Regions from separate parts of the Mus musculus genome. Here all the other regions are linked to region 3. Evidence: chromatin loops called from intact Hi-C (ENCODE). Cell type or tissue: left cerebral cortex. All regions are shown on one strand.

Region 1 (2,500 bases), 98 kb before region 3:
GTCAGAGGAGGGAGGGAGGGAAGAATGGAGTGAGAAAGGAAGGCATAAGGGATAAGGAGGATGAAAGGAATTGAGGGAAAGGAAGAGAGGATAAAGTGGTGGCAATGATAAAAATATCTTCCAAAGATCACAGATTTTCATGGGGCCATAAGGATTTTTTACTTCATTGTCAGTGTAGAGGAAAGTATGCCAACAGGACAGTTTGCATAACTCATATCATGTTCAGAATCATCCGCTCAAGCAACATTCATGGGATGCCTACCATAGGGCGCTGTGCTACAGATCAAAGTTGTCTCAGCCATAGTCACTCCCCTCAGGGTTTTCAGGTGAGTAGGGGCGGTGGCAGGGACAGTAAGCTTGTAAGCACAGTGTCCTGAGACTGAGACGTGAGGACCCATGCGAGAGTGAGGGACTGTAAGAGACAGCTGTCACACAGTCATGTTCACATTGTAACTATTCCTTCTGAAAAACCTACCAGTCCTGTTTCTGTTGTTCCAGTATTTAAAAAAGAAAAATAAGGCTCACCTCCACAAGAAATCATGACAATGATGTGTGCTCTTCTAAGGTTAAGATGTGAAATGGTGGAAAGTTGATGATAGTGCACTTTTAGCTCTTGGCATGGGAAACGGATTTGCTGTACTTGAGTACCCTTGTTTCATAAACACTGAAATGCTCCTCTGTGGAATGAAGCCAAGGGCTCACAGAAGCAGGTCCATTCATCCTTTCTTCTATTTGTTTGTTGTGGAAATATGCCCAAGAACCTGTGATGTGGCAAGTGTTTGTACCAGGAATGAAGTGGAACCCATAGCAGACAAGGTCCTTGCTCCTCTGTTACACATTCTAGGTAGAAGAGACACTGGTCAGCGAGTGAGCATCTTCTGTTGGTGGTAAGTTCTATGAAGAAAAAGAAAGCATGGTAGAGATAGAGAAAGGGAAGAGGTTCTCAGGGTAGAGAAATGGTTCTGAAGTGACAACCTCTGAGCTGTGACTTAAAGAATAATAAAGAATTAGCTGGGGAAAGGTCACAGAAAATAGAGGGTAGAACTGGCACAAAGGCTGAGGTAAGATGTATAGGGAAATAATAGTACCAAAGGAAGAAAATTAGGGGACCCATGAGAGGGTCAGTATAGGCACAACTACAAAAGAAAAGGGAACAAAACAGCCATAAGAGACATACAAATACACAGAGTCCCATAACTGCAGAGCACAGAGCTGAGTTGGGAGAAATCAGCCATCATACTAGAAAGATCATTGGGTTCTAATATTTCTTATGCTGAGTGAACCCAGCCTGGTTTCCTAAAAACCAATCCATTCTATTCATCAATCTCCCATTACTATAGCAAACATTTAGCCAATAGAATCTAAGAAAAGAGTCATTTGGAGTTGAGTTTGGGAACACAGTCCATCATGATGGGGGAAGCATGGTGGCAAGAGTTGCTGTAGCGAAGACAATGGAAACAGGGGGCAGATGGTCCCATTGTGTCTATTGTCAGAAGCAGAGAGAGATGGATGCTAGAGTTCAGCTGGCTTCCTCCTCCTCTTCTTTTTATTCAGTCTGTGACACACTCCCACACTCCCTGTTTAGGAGGTGGTGTTGCCTACATTCTCAATGGGTTTTCTTGTTAAAGTTAAACATCCCTAAAAAGACTCTCACAGACATTCGTAGAGAAGTGTTTTCTAGGTGATTCCAAATCATGTTAAGTTGGTAATCAAGACCAATCATCACAAGTCCACCCCTTGTCAACCTGGCACCCAAACATGTCACTTTAAATCCTAACATTCTACCCCTGGTCCCTAAAGTCTCATGCTGATTTTACAATAAAAATCTCATTTTTGGTTCATTTTCAAAAGTCCCCAAAGTCTTAAGAGTAACGTTCAATGTTTCCTCTAAGTAAGAATACATGATCTTAACTACAAGCCCCTATGAAATAACATACTACCCAAATACAATAATAGCTCCATGCCAGACATCTGGGCTTGTGCTAACATCCTCTAGGCTCCTACAGACTTGGGTAGCTGTGCCTCTCCAGTTTTGCCACCTGCAACACACAGCGCTTCTTACTTGGGCAAGCTCCAATCCTGCAGCTTTCCTCATTGTTCCACAGGCCTGGTACCTCCCTCCAACATCCTGGGGTCTCGAGTATAATTTGGGATTTACCTTCATATTTGTGCACAATGCAATGTTAATGCCTTCTCGTAGGAAACACAACCTCACACAGGTTACCTGGTCTCAGTTCTTTCTGGAACCTTGGGGTAAGCCTCTATGATCTAGAAATCTTGAATTCTGAATATCTATAAGACCAGCATTACAATTCTAGACAATGTTGCCAAGCACTGTGCTAATTTAAGATGTACTCTGGCCCCTTCTACTACAACTAGAGTGGCTTCCATGCTTTTGGGGAATGGGCCTTGGGAAACTTCTCTCTAACCAGTTCTTCTCCATCAGGGAGCCCTTCAGTGGCATTACCAGTTCAGGTTCTCTTCTTTCAAACAAGTTTGC
Region 2 (2,500 bases), 65 kb before region 3:
CAAGTGTTATCGTGGAGCAAAAGTGCTCTCATTATGGCCCAGAAGACTCTGGGATCACAGTATGTCCTTCTAAGGCATGCTGCCAATGACCTAAGAACCTCTCCTTAAGCCCCACCCCTCAAAGATTTCACAATGTCTCAATAGATCCACCCTGAGGATACTCAAGATCCTGACTAAAGAGAAAATTTACCTGACATCAAATATGAAATAAAAAACCTGGTTATGGATGGTTGCAGATTATAGTGCCAAGCGAGCTGAGGTCTCGGGTTGGTATCTGAAGCAGTTATGTGCCTCGGATACATCCTGATGCCGTTTGGTTCAGCTGTTTGCAACTTTCTCTGTTCACCTAGTGTTTCTCACAGGCTAAATCACACATGAGTCGACGTGAAAATCGTGCTATGCTCAAATCACTCCCCGATCCATCAGCTGTGCTGGAACAGATTTATGTTATAAAACAAGCATTATTGCAGCATAAGCCGAACATCCAAACTCACCGAGGCTGTCAGCAGAGGGCCTGGAATCCGCTGACATGAAACCATCCTGATTCACAAGGAAGCCCTCCCTTTAGTCTGAAATCAATTAGGGAAGAGACAGGGCTTGCTACATGGCAAAGTGTTATTAATCAGAAAGCAACTCCTAAATCCTCATATATTTAGAATCATCCGTCATTGACTTTATAAAGTGACTTTTAAAAGACATAAATAAAGTCTGGAGAGAGAGATCAGCAGTTAAAAGCATTTAGTCCTGTTGCGAAGCACTCACATCATGATGCTCACAACTACCTAGAACCCCAATTGCAGGAGACCCAGTGCCCTCTAGACTCCTCACGCAGCTGCATTCCTGTGGTGGACATATACTCTCATATTCATAAGTAAAATCATAAATAAATATTTAAAAATAAATACTATGAGAAATAAAGATTTAGACAAAAAAAATCACCAAGAATGTGTCGTGGGATGAGCTTATATAGAAATCCACTCTCACATCTATGGTTATAGGTGATAAAAGTTGGCATTTCAGATGGTGTGAACCTCATATCAGTCAGGATCCTGGACGATTTCTGAATCACCAACTCAATGGAAAAGGATGTTCGATGTTCAGATGGCTGAGGAGAGAAAGCAGACTGAAAGGAAGAGTGTAAGCAGGCTAACCAAAGCAAAGATGTTCAGTAATCCAGCCAGTGGGGAATCCCACGCCTGGAGCACTTCAGCTAGCAGCAGCTGGCCTCCCCCTGCCCACAGCAGATGGATTTTTGAAGCATGAGCAGTCCATCCCAGCTTGAGAGTCTGGAGAAGTTGCCCATGTGCCTCAACTTGTCTAAGGGAAAGCAGCCTTGCTACCTTTCCCTGTTTCTCATCACTAAACTCCCCACCCCTGGTCTCTTACCACTCCACTGGGGCAGACAGGACTCACCCCAACTCTCTAGAAACAGCAAATAACACAACTGAAAAGCAGCTATAAATCTGAGTGGCTGGGAAATGGGGGAGGGGATTTAATAGATGGAGAGATGGCTGGTTCTAAAGTATAATGACGGGGCTAGGAGATAGGAATTGTATCTACCTCTGATGGAAGAGTCTTCATGGAGCTCTTCATAGCTATAATAGCTGTAGTTGCTATGTAGTAGGAATGTCCCTGGAGCCTGTGGCCACTTTTAGCCTGAGGTTCCAATCAGGGCACTTTACTCACATTTATTGATTAGGCCTCCTGTGTTCCCAGTAAAGCTCAGATGCATTGTGTTCTGAAAAGAGGAAAATATGTAATCTATCACATCATCATCATCATCATCATCATCATCATCACTATCAGCAGCAGCAGCACCCCCCCCAAAGGGGCATGATAGACATTCATAACACCCCACACTGGAGGCTGTAACAAGACAGCTGGACACATACTATCCTGCAGGAACGTACAAAGAGAGAGGTAACATCGTTCCTTTACATAGGCATCTGGGCTACCAGTCTTGGGTCTGTGGCTGTTTGCCCCTCTTCCCTATAAGCACGAGAAGTGCAGGGAGAATGACTAAGACATAGTCTCTGCATTGAAGGATCACCCAGTTCAGTGGCCAGAGAAGAAACAAACTGCAAGTATTATGCCTTATGTGCCATAGGAGGAAGGTGGCCTGAGATTCTAGTTACCTGAGAAGGCATTGAGGTGATTGCTGTTGGCCTGCTGCCAATCGCCGCCCATCACCACGACTTCCCAGACTCTCCACATATCGTAGCTTCAACCTGCCCTTCAAGCTGCTGCCTCTGAGCTTTTAGAATTCCTTAAAATCTAGATTCTTGTGATCCAGTCCCTCTGGTGTAGCCCAGTAGATACTCCAGGGAGCTCCCCTGACCATTTACCCAGTGACAGAAACTTCTCCTGTCTCCAGGACTGAATTGAGCTCAGAAAAGGTCCTCATTGGAAAATGAGTTGTTTTAATTTAAGTTTGATCAGTAGATTAATTTGGCAGCTATATTTATTAACCTTTGCTAGTCCCCAATAACCACACAGAGAA
Region 3 (2,500 bases):
CCAGTGGCGTGGTAAGAGTCCATCATGGAGGCACCTAATGCATGCTGAGAAGAAGGAAAGACTTCTTAGTGATATTGGGTTAAAGCCAGAAGGATGAGCAGGCATCAGCTATTTGAAGTAGGTGATGTGTAGCTGCTAGAGGTAGCTTCTCTGTTAAAGGAGCATCTAGGTCATGATCCACAAGTCTGCCTCCTCCATTGCCACTACCCCCTAGGCATCAGTGGAGAAACCCTTTGTGGGAGGTCCCAGGAGACTCACAGCTTCTGCAGAGAACATCCCCAAGGAAGGAAGCATAGCACTGCAGATGTTAGAAATGTCTTCCTCCATCACAGGTGGGAGCTGAGTCAGGTGATAAACAGAAAAGAACAAGGAGCTCTGGATGAGCGGAGATGCCATTAGATCCTGTCTTAGACACTTGTCTGCTCTGAAAGCATATCCAAACTGGCTTAGCCTCTAGCCTTTGTTTGCTCATGTCTGAAATGGAAAAATAATATCTACCTTTGGAATTGTTGGAGGAGATGAATGGAAAGAACAAGAAGATAGTCCCAACCCCCTAGGCCCACCCTATTTTCTTAACTACTGTTCTCTCTCCCTCTTCAATGTATGTAACGCTTGTAAGAAGATGCGATTCTTTGTATTTCTAAAGTGTCCCTAAATCTCTCTCATTCCTGGTTTTCCAGACCATTCCTCACATCACATGATTGTGAGATCTTATGACCTACTTGCAGCTCAAAGAATAACTCTATCACTAAAAAGAAAAACATCAGTTTTCTGAGGGCAGGGCTGATGTGTGCCATTCACTGGTCTATTCCAGAAGCCAGCACAATGCCCATCACATACTGAGCAATCAGTATACATTCCCATGCAAGACTGGGGTCTGGGCACAATGACTCCGTGAATGCAGCCTCCAGTGCTCATCATTTTTAAAAAGGCTGCCATTCTCCTGGTTCACATCCATCTAATAGACAACAAGAGTCCCAGGACTCTTTCATACATGGGCTGCTATTGTACGGAACAGCCCATACCCAGTCTTTACTCAATTTTTAAACTGAAGGCAGGGCTTTGATTTATACCTCTTACATTTTATCTTGTTAGTTTCAGCCCATTGTTCTGGCCTGCCCAGACCTTTTTTGAATGTTCATTCTGTCATCTAGCATATTAGCTCGCCTATCTAGCGTTGCTTCATCTATCACTTGGCTAAGCACTCCTCTTATGCCTTCATGTATCAGGATAAAAAAGTCAAAGAAAACAGACATGTCATATGGATCTTTGGGGGAACAGGCAAGCTTTTTATGACCTAGCACAAGGGACATTCTAGTTGACATCCACTCATTAATCAACATATCTTGGGGATGATTTGCAACCAGTAAGGAACCCATCGGCTGATCTGTGATATTCCATTTTGCTCACAACAGTATTATGAGTCACTGTTGAGTCATTGTCTGAAATAAAACCTTTGCTAGACAAGTAACTATCATCCCTGGGGAAGCTTCCAAGGGCCAAGTCTGTGATCCACTGTCTCACTGAGGCCCAGTACACCAGCCCAGTAAGCTGCCTGGTAGAGAAACTTATAAGGAACAAGCCAGATTTCTGGAGTTGGACTCCCAATTGCCCATTGCTGGCTGGGATACTTTAGACTATGGTTTGTCAATGTATACCATTTGCTACCAACTACTTCAAAGTCTAATCGACTTCCTACCATAAGGATGTATTTCTTGTGTACATACAGCCTACTTCCGTGGAGCTGGCCTTCCGTAGAACAGTTTGGGAACCAAGGCTCCTGATATTTAAAGGCTTCTTCTCAGACACCTCCTCCAGGTCTACTTACCCACTCGGTGGAAACACAAAGAGAGTGGGCAGTCCCAAGGCAGACACACTTCTAATGTGTCCCTATGCCCATGGTCCTGTCAGATGACCAACCTCAATGCACAGAGGTCTGGGAAATGTAGGGCATATAGATGAATGGACATATTTGCTTCTGATTGTGGTGGCAGTTTCTCTCACTTTCCCATCTATGTCACTGGCATGATCATATCCCTGCTGTATAATGTCCATATTAGAGATAAGGATAGAGAGAGGGGGAGGCTGCTTTTCGGAACTGACTTGCATGATTATAAGGGCTGCAGGTTGTACATTTGTGTGTCAGGATAAAAAACTCCAGGAGTTCATGTTGCAGATTCGAGTCCAAGGGCAGTTTAGAGAATCATCTCCTATTGGGGGCCCTTCAATTGGTGGGGTTCAGCCACCCCTTGCTGTCAATCACAGTGAATGGTAAGCTCCTTTATGCCATGCTTTCTGATGTGCCCATCAGGTCTTTTTAAAAAGGACTGGCACAGCAAAACCTAGACTGATGTGTGACCAAACACATGTGAGAGCTGGCAGAGCCAACATGTACAATTAACCCCTGTGATGCTGTTGTGCAAACCACGCCTGAGAGCTCTGTGACCCTACCTTCTAGACCTGATACAGAAACAGACTCTTGATAAGAACTTGCAATGAC

The links. Hi-C counts contacts between places; a loop is a spot of excess contacts. Peaks named below come from ENCODE experiments on the same cell type or tissue, not always from the same donor. Only the 100,000 strongest peaks of a DNase experiment are listed, where the experiment ranks them.
Region 1: a loop joins it to region 3, with 2.7 times the contacts of the local background. A loop is called at or near these places in 3 of 42 quality-filtered maps.
Region 2: a loop joins it to region 3, with 2.8 times the contacts of the local background. A loop is called at or near these places in 2 of 42 quality-filtered maps.

Annotation. Positions count from the first base shown.
Region 1 is chr6:32,600,798-32,603,297 of GRCm38, forward strand. All of the region lies in intron 5 of Gm46956 (a long non-coding RNA gene), which reads right to left. Among named protein-coding and RNA genes, the nearest start is that of Plxna4, 14 kb to the left of the region's middle. In left cerebral cortex, no CTCF peak of the experiment used is centred here; a DNase peak (open chromatin) is centred at 1,538.
Region 2 is chr6:32,633,392-32,635,891 of GRCm38, forward strand. It overlaps Gm46956 (a long non-coding RNA gene), which reads right to left and starts at 1,732. Exons shown (of 7, transcript XR_001785218.1): 1 at 1,561-1,732; 2 at 940-1,105; 3 at 495-569. In left cerebral cortex, a CTCF peak has its summit at 487; DNase peaks (open chromatin) are centred at 402 and 1,170.
Region 3 is chr6:32,698,556-32,701,055 of GRCm38, forward strand. No RefSeq gene overlaps it. Among named protein-coding and RNA genes, the nearest start is that of Gm32007, 43 kb to the left of the region's middle. In left cerebral cortex, no CTCF peak of the experiment used is centred here; DNase peaks (open chromatin) are centred at 1,467 and 1,806.